2 separate regions of the Homo sapiens genome follow, and region 2 is linked to region 1. Evidence: read pairs that join two places in POLR2A ChIA-PET (ENCODE). Cell type or tissue: Caco-2. All regions are shown on one strand. Each heading gives the region's core, and the rest is flanking DNA. Links, peaks and the distances in the headings are about the cores only. Region 1 overlaps PIGS (phosphatidylinositol glycan anchor biosynthesis class S). Region 2 overlaps SUPT6H (SPT6 homolog, histone chaperone and transcription elongation factor).

The links. Peaks named below come from ENCODE experiments on the same cell type or tissue, not always from the same donor. Only the 100,000 strongest peaks of a DNase experiment are listed, where the experiment ranks them.
Region 2: POLR2A ChIA-PET joins it to region 1 with 6 read pairs; 2 of 35 experiments call an interaction of 5 or more read pairs at or near these places.

Annotation. Positions count from the first base shown.
Region 1 is chr17:28,562,215-28,569,347 of GRCh38, forward strand. PIGS (phosphatidylinositol glycan anchor biosynthesis class S) reads right to left here. Exons shown (of 12, transcript NM_033198.4): 4 at 1,604-1,693; 5 at 1,217-1,308. Among named protein-coding and RNA genes, the nearest start is that of PIGS, 5.7 kb to the right of the region's middle. In Caco-2, for the core only: no CTCF peak of the experiment used is centred there; no DNase peak of the experiment used is centred there.
Region 2 is chr17:28,695,254-28,702,386 of GRCh38, forward strand. It overlaps SUPT6H (SPT6 homolog, histone chaperone and transcription elongation factor), which reads left to right. Exons shown (of 37, transcript NM_003170.5): 29 at 99-294; 30 at 1,591-1,829; 31 at 2,367-2,480; 32 at 2,653-2,777; 33 at 4,528-4,640; 34 at 4,920-4,997; 35 at 5,093-5,259; 36 at 5,688-5,875; 37 at 6,186-7,133. The coding sequence ends at 6,372. Among named protein-coding and RNA genes, the nearest start is that of PROCA1, 13 kb to the right of the region's middle. RefSeq lists an enhancer at 3,138-3,432. In Caco-2, for the core only: no CTCF peak of the experiment used is centred there; a DNase peak (open chromatin) is centred at 3,338.

The sequences.
Region 1 (7,133 bases), core at 2,509-6,508:
TAAATACATTGTTTACAGAGATACAGCATATGTGATCAAACTCTAAGGAAAAGCAAGAAAATTACAAACACAAAATCTGGTTGCCTTGGGCCAAAAGGGAATGGAGTATAACCATGGAAGTACACACCGTGCTACTGCACTGCAGTTTGTGAGCTGGGGGTGGGGATGGGGACGTTCATTAACATTTTCTTTAGTGCTTTTATAAAAATTAAATATTTGATTATAAATTTTCTTTTTGAGACAGAGTCTCACTCTGTCGCCCAGGCTGGAGTGCAGTGGCACTATCTTGGCTCATTGCAACCTCCACCTCCTGGGTTCAAGTGATTCTCCTGCCTCAGCCTCTCGAGTAGCTGGGACTACAGGCACCCACCACCACGCCCGGCTAATTTTTGTATTTTTAGTAGAAATGGGGTTTCACCATGTTGACCAGGCTGGTCTCAAACTCCTGACCTCAAGTGATCCGCCTGCCTCGGCCTCCCAAAGTGCTGGGATTACAGGCATGTGCCACCGCACCCGGCCGATTCTTGTATTGTTAGTAGAGATGGGGAGTGCAATGGCATGATATTAGCTCACTGCAACCTCCACCTCCCAGGCTCAAGCGCTCCCCCTGCCTCAGCCTCCAAAAGTAACAGGGACTACCACATCCAGCTAATTTTTTTTATTTTTTGTAGAGATGGGGTTTTGCCATGTTGCCCAGGCTGGTCTTGAACCCCTGAGTTCAAGCAAACTGCCCGCCTCGGCCTCCCAAAGTGCTGGGATTACAGTGTGAGCCACCAGACCCAGCCAGCATTCTTTATTAAAAATATGTGGAGGACGGGTGCGGTGGCTCACGCCTGTAATCTCAGCACTCTGGGGGGCCAAGGCAGGTAGATCACAAGGTCAGGAGTTCGAGACCAGCCTGACCAACGTGGTGAAACCCCATTTCTACTAAAAATACATTACATGGCACATGCCTGTAATCCCAGGTATTCAGGAGGTTGAGGCAGGAGAATCACTTGAACCCGGGAGGCGGAGGCTGCAGTGAGCCGAGATCCCGCCACTGTACTCCAGCCTAGGCAACAGAGCAAGACTCCGTCTCAAAAAAAAAAAAATTTTTTTTTGGAGAGTTTTCTGTAGCAAATGGAAGAAATGGGTAGCAATGATGCAAGAAGGAGGTGACCCAGGAGTCCACGAGCTGAAGGGATAAGGCAAAGTCGCAGCCTCTCTGTTACCTTACCTGGGGAAGAAGTGAGGAGTGTTCAGATATCACGTACACAGTCAGGGAGCCCTCCGCTTGTTCCTGAGGCTCATCTAACATGGCTTCTGCCTCTGGGGGCAAGAACAGGTGGTACACCAAGAGCAAAACACCATTCCATCTCCCCCCAGCCCCAAAGAATGCCTAACCCACCCCTTCACTCACATTCAGCTGACACAGTGGTCAGGCTTGGGTAAGCCAATCAACCTCTCTGGCCCTCAGTGGACTGGGCTGAATCCCACAGTTCCTCATTCCCAGCATTCCAAGAGAGGTTTTGGAAGTAAGCCAAAGCATGGGAACTATGCACTTAGAGATCAGAAGGAAAAAGAGGGCTTCACATTAAAATGGTGTGCTCATCCCTTCCCATACCTTGCACACTGCCCGATGACAGGGCCTCCTCCTCATGGTCCAAAGCCCTCCGATAGGCCTTCTGGAAACGGCATTTGATTTTCATTTTGTCTGGGAGGGATAAGAAGTAGCACAATGAAAAGGGCAAGCATCATGCCTCTGCCCACCTTCCCAGACCTAACACTGTCCAGCATCTGAGGACAGCAAGATGGCTGTTTACAGAAAAAGACCAAGCAGCTGCAGCCAACTCTAATGATTTCTGCATAGATGATATCAAACACATGACACCCATTTCGCCCATCTGCCGCAGCTCTTGCCTTCACCTCTGCACACACTGGTCCTTCAGCGTGAAACGTCTTCCCACTGGGAAATCTATTTCAATAGTCATTACATTAATAGGCAAAAGGAGAAAAACTGTATGGTCATTCCAATCACTGCCCCAAAATAATTAAATTCAGTGAATGTTCCTGATAAAAAACAAAATACACAGGCTGGGCACGGTGGCTCATGCTTGTAATCCCAGCAATTTGGGAGGCCAAGGCAGGCGGATCCCTTGATCTCATGAGTTGGAGATTAGCCTGGACAACATGATGAAACCCCAACTCTACAAAAAATACAAAAATTAGCCAGGTATGTGCCAGACATGGTGGCTCACACCTGTAATCCCAGCACTTTGGGAGGCCAAGGCGGGTGGATCACCTGAGGTCAGGAGTTTGAGACCAGCCTGGCCAACGTGATGAAACCCCATCTCTACCAAAAATACAAAAAATTAGCTGGGTGTGGTGGCAGGCGCCTGTAATCCCAGCTACTCGGGAAGCTCAGGCAAGAGAATCACTTGAACCCAGAAGGCGGAGGCTGCAGTGAGCCGAGATCACACCATTGCACTCCAGCCTGGGCAACAAGAGCGAAACTCCATCTCAAAAAAAAAAAAAAAAAGGCAGTTATGGTGGTGCACACCTGTAGTCCCAACTACTTGGGAGGTTGAGGTGGGAGGATGACTTGAGCCTGAGAGGCAGAGGTTGCAGTGACCTGAGATGGCACCACTGCACTCCAGCCAGGGTAATAGAACCAGACCTTGTCTCAAAAAAATAAAAAATAAAAACCACACACTTAATGACAAAATATTAAACATAATTCTGTAAAGTTAGTAATAAAACAAGGATGCCTGCTATCTCCTCTATTCTCATTGTTATTCAGTATTGTTCTTTCTAAAGTTCTTGACCAATGTAATATGTGAAGAAAGAGAAAGAAAACTTAAAAGTATTGGAAAGAAACAGATAAAATGGCCACTTTGAAGTAGCATAATTATTTCTCAAGAAAATCAGAGAACCAACTGAAAAACTATTAGAACTAGCAACAGTTCAATAAGATGACTAGATACAAGGATATGCAAGAATCAATACCCGCATAAATACCAGCAATATCCAATTAGAAACATCTTTTAAAACCTCAATCACATTAACAATAAAGTATAAAAATACCCAGGAATAAATGTATAAAACTATAAGAAGAAAACTTCAAGACTTTACTGAAGGACATAAAATATCTGAACAAAATGGAATAGCATACAAGGCCCCTAGATGAATATTATAAAGATGTCATATTATAAAGACTATTATAAAGATGTCAACTCTCCCCAAATTAATATATACATGTAAGGCAATCCTGAAGGGATTTTTTTTGCCTCCTGAAACTTGACAAGCTAAACCTAAAATTTATTGAAAAAGTTCCTCTTTTCTTTATAAAAGAATTCCAGGTCATACATTTCTTCCAGAAAGAAGAAATGACAGAATTGTAAAAGTCACTAATTTGGCCAGGTGTGGTGGCTGATGCCTGTAATTCCAGCACTTTAGGGTCCGAGGTGGGAAGATTGCTTAAGCCTAGGAGTTTGAGACCAGCTCGGGGAACACAGTGAGACCCCGTCTCTACAAAAAATTTAAAAACTAGCTGGGGCCAGGTGCACTGGCTCACGCTTGTAATCCCAGCACTTTAGGAGGCCAAGACAGGCGGACTGCTCGAGGCCAGGAGTTCAAGACCAGCCTGGCCACCATGGTGAAACCCCGTTTCTACTAAAATTACAAAAATTAGCCAGGCATGGTGTCTGTGCACTTGTAGTCCTAGCTACTCAGGAGGCTGAGGCAGGAGAATCACTTGAACCCGGGAGGCGGACGATGCAGTGAGCTGAGATTGCGCCACTGCACTCCAGCCTGGGTGACAGAGTGAGACTCTGTCTCAAAATAAATAAATAAATAAACAAATTAAATAAAATAAATAAAAAATTAGCTGGGCACAGTGGCACATTCTTGTAGTCTCAGCTACTTGGGAGCTTGAGAGCTTGAGGTAAGAGGACCACTTGAACCCAGGAGTTCAAGGTTACAGTGAGCTATGATTGGGCCACTGCACTTCAGCCTGAGTGTCAGACCCTATCTCAAAAAAAAAAAAAAAAAAAGGACCCCTTGTCTACTTTTTCTTTTCTTTTTTTTTTTTTTTTTGTTTTTTTGGGTTTTTTTTTGAGATGGAATCTGGCTCTGTTGCCCAGACTGGAGAATAACAGTGGGATCCCGGCTCACTGCAACATCCGCCTCCCCATTTCAAGCAATTCTCCTACCTCAGCCTTCCAAGTAGCTGGGATTACAGGCATGTGCCACCACACCCAGCTAATTTTTGTATTTTTAGTAGAGACAGGGTTTTCCCATGTTGAGCAGGCTGGTCTTGAACTCCTGACCTTAAGTGATTTACCCGCCTCAGCCTCCCAAAGTGCTGGGATTACAGGCGTGAGCCACCGCGCCCAGCCTACTTTTTTTTTTTTTTTTTTGAGACAGAGTCTCGTTCTGTCTCCCAGGCTGGAATGCAGTGGCACAATCTTGGCTCAATGAAACCTCTGCCTCCTAGGTTCAAGCAATTCTCCTGTCTTGGACTCCAGAGTAGCTGGGACTACAGGCACACACCACCACACCCAGCGAATTTGTGTATGTTTAGTGGAGAAGGGGTTTCACTACATTGCCCAGGCTGGTCTGAAACTCCTGACCTCAAATGATCCACCGCCTTGGCCTCCCAAAGTTCTGGGATTACAGGCGTGAGCCACTGTGCCTGGCCACACACCAGTAGTCCTACCTACTTGGGAGGCTGAGGTGGGAGGTCTGATTGAGCCTAGGATTTCAAGGCTGCAGTAAGCTATGATTGAGCCACTGCACAGCAGTCTGGGTGACAGAGTGAGACCCTGTCTCTAAAAAAAATAAAAATTAAAAAAAGCATTATCTTGTGACTGCTAATGAAATGGATTCCATGATCAAATAGATGCTAAAAATATGTAAAAGGTTGATGAGAAACTCTAAAATATAGAGATCAGGCTGACAATACCTGAACTCACTACATAATCTTTGCATCACCCAAAATGGAACAACTAGCCATTAAGTGCTTCAGGATACAACACAATAGGAAGTACACTGCACCACCTACAATGTATTCTCATCCAAAAAATTGAACCTGGCTTTAATCAAACCACTAGATCTAACTCCCAGTTTATAAGGAATATGGATGCTAGAGGAATGAGTTAAATTAAACTGTGAGGAAGCTACTCGCCAAATCCCAAATGTGAGATGTTCTATAAAACAAATGACCTGGTTTCTCCAACAAATCAATGGTGTGAAAGAAATGTATGGGGGTAGGGTGGGGGGAGCTGACATAAAATAAAAGTGACAAAAAGACAAATGCAACTTATTGATCCTGATGGAATAAACCATCTGTGAAAGGATACCTTGGAGATAACTGGAGAGATCTAAATACAGACTGAGAATTAGGTGATATTAAGGAATCACTGCTAACTTAGTTAGGTGTGACAATGGTAGTCATGTTTAAAAAAAGAAACAAAAAACCTTCAATGGCTTCCCTTCTTATCTAGAATAAAAGCCTAGAATGCAAATTCTCACAGTGATCTACCAGGCCCTAAGTGATTCAGCCCCCTTCTACTGTTCTGGTTTTATTTCATTTCCTCTTTCTCTCTTCCTCATTCACTCCAGTGAAGCCACAAGGAGATTCTCACTGCTCCTGAAAGGTACAACACTTGCTCTTAACTCGGGACCTTAGACATGCTTTTCCCTCTGCCAAGATGCTCTTCCCCCAGATATCTGCACAGTCTATTCCCTCGCCTTTTAGGTATTTACTCGAATGTCCTCTTTTCAATGAGACCTCCCTTGTCCACCCTATCTAAAACTGCAATCCCCTCCCATTCCTCAAGAAAATTCCCTCTCCTCCTGTCCTGCTCTATTTTTCTTCTGTCACCATCTAACATACATTTGACTTACTTGTCTTTTTTTCTTTTTTTTTTTGAGATGGAGTCTTTGTCACCCAGGCTGGAGTGCAGTGGTGGGATCTTGGCTCACTGCAACTTCCACCTCACAGGTTCAAGCGATTCTCCTGCCTCAGCCTCCCAAGTAGCTGGGATTACAGGCGCCCGCCACCACGCCCGGCTAATTTTTGTATTTTTAGTAGAGATGGGGTTTCACCATGTTAGCCGGGCTGGTCTCAAACTCCTGATCTCAAGTGATCTGCCTGCCTCGGCCTCCCAAAGTGCTGGGATTACAGGTGTGAGCTACCACATCCAGCTTTGTCTTTTTTATTGTCTTCTTCTTGTCTGTTTTGTTCACTGCTATATCTCTAGTAACTAGAACTGTATCTGACATAGCTACAAAGTAAATACTTGTTGAATAAATGAACAACGCTATTACTATTTCCGTCTAACAGATGAGGAAACCAAGGTTTAGAGAAGTTAACAACCTTACTCAAATTTACACAAATAAGTGGCAGAATAAGGCTTGAATTCCAGCTCTCTGATCCCAGATTCTATACTCTTGGTCACCCTTTATACGTGTTGCCTATACTATACGTTTACAGTATACCCATATTACTGAACACTGTGTTATCAAATATGAAGAAATCCATGATAAACTGAAAACAATCAAATTTCAAACTAACTTGTGAGGGATAGTCCAATTTTTGTTTAGAAAACAAGAAGTTTGGCTGGGCATGGTGGCTCACGCCTGTAATCCCAGCACTTTGGGAGGCCGAGGCTGGTGGATCACTGGAGGTCAGGAGTTTGAGACCAGCCTAGCCAACATGGTGAAACCCCGTATCTACTAAAAATGCAAAAAATTAGCTGGGCGTGGTGGCAGGCGCCTGTAATCCCAGCTACTTCAGAGGCTGAGCCAGAAGAATCGTTTGAACCCAGGAGGCAGAGGTTGCAGTGAGCCAAAATCGTGCCATTGCGCTCCAGCCTGGGCAACAAGAGCGAAACTCCATCTCAAAAAAAAAAAAAAAAAAGAAAGAAAACCAGAAGTTTGTGTGTGTACAGAGGCTGAACCATACGAAATATCATTTTTTTAAAAAAATGTTTTAACCAGCCGGGTGCGGTGGCTCACACTTGTAATCCCAGCACTTTGGGAGGCTGATCACTTGAGCCCAGGAGCTCGAGACCAGCCTGGGCAACATGGCGAAACCCTATCTCTACTAAAAATACCAAAACAAATCAGCTGGGTGTGATGGTGTGCGGCTG
Region 2 (7,133 bases), core at 1,315-5,314, 130 kb after region 1:
ACACCTTTCTGCCTGGACTTTGGTTTTCTCATGGGTGAAATAGGGCATCGGGCTAGATCATCTTTGTCCCTTCCAGCTCAAATGTTCTGTGGATCTAGGTGGGAATGACTGTTCACTGCCGCATCATGAAGATTGACATTGAGAAGTTCAGTGCAGACCTGACCTGCCGCACCTCAGACCTCATGGACAGGAACAATGAGTGGAAGCTGCCCAAAGACACCTACTATGACTTTGATGCTGAAGCTGCAGACCACAAGCAGGAGGAGGACATGAAGCGGAAGCAGCAGCGGACCAGTGAGTGTGCCTCCCACCATCTCTGTGCACCCTGCATCTTGGCAGTTCTCCCAGTGCAGGATTCAGGCCACAGGATGCACATGTGTCAGTCTCCCAGTGGAAGTGGGGACTCAGCTTTGAGGTGCTAAGGCCTGGAGATGTCATGAAAAAGTCATAGGTAGGGCTGGAACCCAGAGTCTCTTGGGTCACATTTTCTTTGCTAATGCCTTGTGACTCTTAAAGCCTCATTCTTTCAGTGTCCTAGGAGCCCAGGTGAACATGTCCTTCATATCAGCTAATCCAAGCCCAGAGAAGGTGAAAGAGTCTCAGAATCCCATAGTGGGTCAGAAATTAAGCCCAAACAGGGTGGCTCACGGCTGTAGCCCTGCACTTTGGGAGGCCAAGGCAGGAGGAGCACTTGAGCCCAGGAGTTCAAGACCAGCCTGGGCAACTTAGTAAGACACCATCTCTACAAAAAAAATTTTTTAAATAGCCAGGAGCCAGGTGCGGTGGCTCATGCCTATAATCCCAGCACTTCGGAGGCTGAGGCAGGTGGATCACTTGAGGTCAGGAGTTCAAGACCAGCCTGGTCAAAATGGTGAACCCCCGTCTCTACCAAACGTACAAAAACTACCCAGGTGTGGTGGTGGGCGCCTGTAATCCCAGCTACTGAGGCAGGAGAATTGCTTGAACCCAGGAGTGAGAAGTTGCAGTGAGCCAAAATTGCACCACTACAGTACAACGTGGGTGACAGAGTGAGACTCTGTCTCAAAAAAAAAAAAAAAAATGGCCAGGCGCGATGGCTCACGCCTGTAATCCTAGCACTTTGGGAGGCTGAGGCAGGCGGGTCGCTTGAGGTGAGGAGTTCAAGACGAGCCTGGCCAAAATGGTGAAACCCCATCTCTACTAAAAATACAAAAACTAGCCAGGCGTGGTGGTGGGCGCCTGTAATCCCAGCTACTGAGGCAGGAGAATTGCTTGAACCTAGGAGGGAGAAGTTGCAGTGAGCCAGAATTGCGCCACTGCACTACAACGTGGGTGACAAAATGAGACTGTCTCAAAAAAAAAAAAAAAAAAAGCCAGGCATGGTGATGTGCACCGGTGTATTCCCAGCTATTTTAGAGGCTGAGACAGGAGGATCGCTTGAGCCCAGGAGTTCGAGGCTACAGTGAGTCATGATTTGCCACTGGCACTCCAGCCCAGATGACAGAGCACCCCAACTCAATAAATAAATAAGAAATGAAGGCCTGGTTTGTCCTGTTGCTGCCAGCTCCTAGCCCCATCACCCAGTCTGTACTGCTTTTCTGCCCTTTTCAGCATACATCAAGAGAGTGATCGCACACCCATCCTTCCATAATATCAATTTCAAGCAAGCAGAAAAGATGATGGAGACCATGGACCAGGGTGATGTGATTATCCGACCAAGCAGCAAGGGCGAGAACCACCTGACAGTGACCTGGAAAGTCAGTGATGGCATCTACCAGCATGTGGATGTGCGGGAGGAGGGCAAGGAAAATGCCTTCAGCCTGGGAGCCACTCTGTGGATCAACAGTGAGGTGAGAGCCAGTGCCTGCCCACCTCCCATCCCACTCCTGCTTCCAGAAAGGTGCCCTTCAGGGTGCTTTCACCTGACATTAGTAACTCGGGTCATAGGTATTTTAGCTGTGCACAGCAACAAAACGGGAGGTGGTTTGCGGAATGAGTCATTTGATATCAATTTTATTTTGTCCCCTCCTTCCGTGTCCTCCAAATGTTAAAATAGTCTACCTAGAGAGAGCCAATGGAGGAAGAGGAGAAAATACACATATATACGCACACACATATATCAAGTTTCTCTTTTCTGTTTTCAGTGAAGAGAAATCTGGTGAATTTTCCTGTTGTTCCCAAGCACTAGGGGAGAATCAAAGCCAGGATTTAAAGGACTTTATGCCCTGTGAGCTAATATATCTGGACATGACACAGATGGATAAACTGAGGGGACTTTGCTATGGACTGAGAAGCCCATCCCCTCCCATGGTTTTTCTTCTGGATGGATTTGATCAAGAATCTCAGCTCTGGATATGACACATGGGGCCTTTACCTTCTTCCCACAGGAATTCGAAGATTTGGATGAGATTGTTGCTCGCTATGTCCAGCCCATGGCATCCTTTGCCCGGGACCTTCTGAATCACAAGTATTATCAGGACTGCAGCGGTGGGGACCGCAAGGTAAGCCCAGGGCCCTCTGAGGAATGACACTTGCCAATCACTTAAGGATGTACGCTTTCCCTTCAGTATAGGGGACACTCAGGCGGTGAAGGAAGTGTACATCATGTGTGCACCAGACGTTGTGTACCAAGCATGCTGCTATCCCAACCTCTCCCCCTCATTCTACCCCCAGAAATTAGAGGAGCTGCTCATCAAAACTAAGAAGGAGAAGCCCACCTTCATCCCTTATTTCATCTGTGCCTGCAAGGAACTGCCCGGCAAGTTCCTACTGGGATACCAGCCCCGGGGTAAACCCAGGTGAGCACTAGTGCTGAGAAGGTGCTGCCACTGGGGTTCATAGGCAGGCTAGAAGGCAGGGAGAGGCCCGGAGCAGTGCCCTCTCTGGCTCTGCTGGACTGCCTTTCTCCTCTCATCTGTTTAGAACAGAGGTGGAGGTTGGAGGTGGGAAAAGAGGGTGATGATTTCAAGGCAAAAAGGCAAGGATTCACATAAGAAGGGCGCTTTCCTTAACACCGTGAGAAAGGAGTTCCCTTCACCTCCTCTCCCTCCCACAGAGTGACAGGAGTCACCAGACACTCTTCACCTGATTGCAGAAACTGGGGGCCAGTACACTGGTCTCTCCTGTCCACCACCTGCCTCACCCTCACCAGGGCTTGCACACAGTGGCTCACTGTTGCTGTAATGTGCTCACTCCGCCCGCACTGAAGCGGTGGTCAGGAGAGCCTGTCTCCTGTTCTGCTCTGTCTCCTGCTCTGCCTGCTGCTCTGCCTGCTTCTGTGTGACTAACAGGCTGGCCTTCCTGAGGTATTCCTTTATCTGAGTCCCTCTAGCGCTTACCCTGAACCTAGAGGACAAAGTCCAGTTTCCTTAGACTGGCGTCTTTGTGTCTGTGATACAGACTGGTAATCACACTTGCTTCTCTGCCTAAGCCCTGCCCCCATCCTTCCATTGGCCTTTGGCCATGTGCACTTCTGCTTTTATCCCTGTACTGGCTTTACCTGATGCACAGCTCAGGCTGCATTAGTAGGGGCTCAGTGGCCAGATGACAGGAAGCCCTAGACTCTGTACCGTGTGCCATCTTGGGCACATCTGGAATATTGTGCTCATTTCTTGAGAAGCCTGTTGACTCACCAGTGTGCTTCCAGAGGCCAGCAGCCAGGGCTAAGTGGGGCTGGAAACTGTGTCCTGTGTGGAACAGTTGAGCAAACTGGTGGCGGGGGTGGGGGCTCTAACCAGGACCAGGTGCAGCATGATAGCTTCTGGGGAAAGGAGCTGACTCTCCTTGTGTGGCAGAATTAACACTTACGGAAGAGTTAGGAGGCAGGTGTCAGCCTAATAGAAATGAGAACTGTGTACTATGTAGCATTATCTGGTTGCCATTGATAGCTGGCCTTCATTGAGCACAACCCAGCTTTAGGCATTGTGGAACGTGCTCTGTGCATTCTCATTTATCCTCACACCCACCCCATAGGCTTCAGTGCTGTGGTCCTCACTGGACAAATGAAGCAGAGATTCAAGTTTGGTAACTTGGTGCAGCGTGTCATATGTGGTGAATGGCAGAGCTAAAACTAGAACTAGAACTGGAACTAACCCAGAGCCCCTCTTAACAACTATCTGCTACTCTCAGAAGTGTTGAACAAGGGCAGACTACCACCTTCCACAGCCACTGCAGAAAGATGCCTGCTTTAGGGGAGTTGCGATTTGCTGCTCTGGGAGGCCCCTTCCAACCCTGGCACTATGGGATCTCGGTCTCACTTCACCGGCAGTATCCTGCCTTCATACTGCAGCCCAGTATGGTAGCACAGCCTCCAGCAAGCCTTCCTCCGGCAGTCCGTATGCAGCACACAGAGGGCCACTGACTCCTTGGTCTTCAATATGTTCTGCCATGTGCTGCTCACCTCCCTTCACAGGCCTGGGGACTGGCTGTGTCATCTCTCCTTTCCCCTAGCACCCAGAATGGCTACTTCACATGGTGGGCATCTGTTCTGGTCGCTCTTGTGGTGGGTCCCAAGTGGTTTCTGATGCATGTTTCCTTCTAAAATCCTAGGATAGAATATGTAACGGTGACTCCAGAGGGATTCCGGTACCGGGGCCAGATCTTCCCAACCGTGAATGGACTGTTTAGATGGTTTAAGGATCACTACCAGGATCCTGTACCAGGTGAGTTCTGCTCTTCCTGACTTCAGGGACGTGGCTGGAGGAACACCTAGGACCTGACTCAGAGTAGTCCCAGCCTAGGGGACCAGGTGAGGAGTAGGCTGTCACTGCAGCTGTCTTACTCCTCCTGCAGCCTCCCAGCACCAGGAAGGTTCTCCATCCACTGTGCCTATGCAGCTTCCCTTCCTCCCTCTACCTACTTCAGTGCCCCTTCCACCCCCTGAATTGGGAAACCAAAAATAGGTTTCTGGAGGGATGTAACTAAATAATCACTTCCTGCAGGCATCACCCCTAGCAGCAGCAGCAGGACCCGGACACCTGCCTCTATCAATGCTACCCCAGCCAACATCAACCTTGCAGGTGAGGAGCTTGAGCCTGGGACTGGAGGTGGGAAGGATGGAGCTAAAGGGACTTTCACCTCTAACATGCCCCTCCCCACCTCTGTGTGCTTACAGATCTGACACGGGCTGTGAATGCCCTGCCTCAGAACATGACTTCACAGATGTTCAGTGCCATTGCTGCGGTGACAGGCCAAGGACAGAACCCTAATGCCACCCCAGCCCAGTGGGCCTCCAGCCAGTACGGCTATGGCGGCAGTGGAGGCGGCAGCAGTGCTTACCACGTATGTGGCTTGGGGAGGAAGCTCCCTGTGCAGGGTGGGGCCCATAGACTGCCCTCTCGCATTGCCCACAAGGGGCTTCACATGCACAGATGGGGCTGCCACGGCCTTGGTAACTGTCTCCAACAGATATTTCTTGTCCTTAGGCCCATTTGAAGGGGAAGAGGGTAAGAGAGGGCATAACCTTTCCACGGGCCTTTGGGATCTTTGGAACCCGCAAGCCACCAGAAAGTTGACATGGTCAGGACCAGTGGGCACCACTGTGTGCTCGGTGCTGACCTGCAGGCTTCCCACTGCTGGTCAGAAGCACATACTCAGTGGAAGATCATCTGGAAAGCTTTGCTGAGCCCACCCTTGCGCTTACCCAGAATTCACAGCAAGGCCAAACAAGCCCCACACCCATCCCTATTTAACTGTTCATGCCTCTCCAGGTATTCCCAACGCCAGCCCAGCAGCCAGTGGCCACACCACTAATGACCCCTAGCTACTCCTACACGACCCCAAGCCAGCCCATCACCACCCCTCAGTACCACCAGCTCCAGGCCAGCACCACCCCACAGTCGGCCCAGGCCCAGCCCCAGCCCTCTTCCAGCTCCCGGCAACGGCAGCAGCAGCCAAAGTAAGTATCTGGATGGTGGCACAGTGCAGGTCAGTGGTAGGGGCAGGTGTTGTCAAGAGGCCGAAAGGCTTAGCAGAGGCAGGTGCTCTGGATCCTCTGAGGGCCCTGACCACATGATATGCCAGGAACACTAGTTTCTGGGTGAAGACGGAAGAGGGCAGTATGGCAGCCAGCTGCTGCTGTATCTGCCTTATCCCAGTAGAGGGGCTGCTGCCCATAGGTATGAGGTTCCTTTCTGCAAGGGTACAGTGATTGGTGGGAAGACTTCCTTCTAGCAAAGTCCCAATCTCAACTTTTCTTCCCCTCCCAGGTCCAACAGCCATGCAGCCATCGACTGGGGAAAAATGGCGGAGCAGTGGCTGCAGGAAAAGGAGGCAGAACGGCGGAAACAGAAGCAGCGGCTGACACCTCGGCCCTCCCCCAGCCCCATGATCGAAAGCACCCCCATGTCCATTGCTGGCGATGCCACCCCACTCCTGGACGAGATGGATCGGTAGGGGGCCTGCTCCTCGGACTCTGGTTACCTCTGAGGCTGGGAAAGGCCTGGCTGCCCACTGCCTCCCTCCCTGCCCCTCCTTTTATGTCCATAAAGTGGCGTGAAGTGAGACGTTCTCTTTGGTGGTCAACCCGGATGGGTGACAGGCTGGATGGCCTTGTGAACTTGAGCTCAGTGTATGCTAGGCAACAATTCTCCCGCTCCAGACCCTCACCGACCACCTGTCCTGGGACCAGGCTGGGAGGGGAGTGTGGCAGGGAGGAGGAAGAGGAAGGTGAGAATGAGTAGAACAGTTTTGTATTCTACTCCCTACAAGCCATTTTGAACTTCTGCCCTCACCGGACTCTGGGCTGTGACTGGGGCACCAAACTCAGCACATGAGTCTCCCCTAGCTCTCGTGGGGAGAGGGATGCTATTTATTCAGTTTGGGGCAGGAGGGAGAGGAGGGAAAGTATTTCTGACCCTGATGCCAACAGCCGGGTGGCTGTCCAAGCAGGATTGCAGGGGACACAGGGAAGCACTGCCCAGCCCCTGCCTGGCTGCCCTTTCCCCCCTGCTGCTGCCACCGCTTCCTGCCTGTCATTTGAATAAACAGTGTTTCTATTGAGCTCTTGCCAAAGCCTCTCTCTCCAACTCTCCAGCTCTTTGAGGGGTGGCTTTCAAAGCAGTGTTTGGAGCTCCAAGGACTCCCCTGACTCCCTCTTCTGATCCATCAGAGGCAAAGATTCATAGACTAGAGGCAGCTTCTACATCAGACTGCCT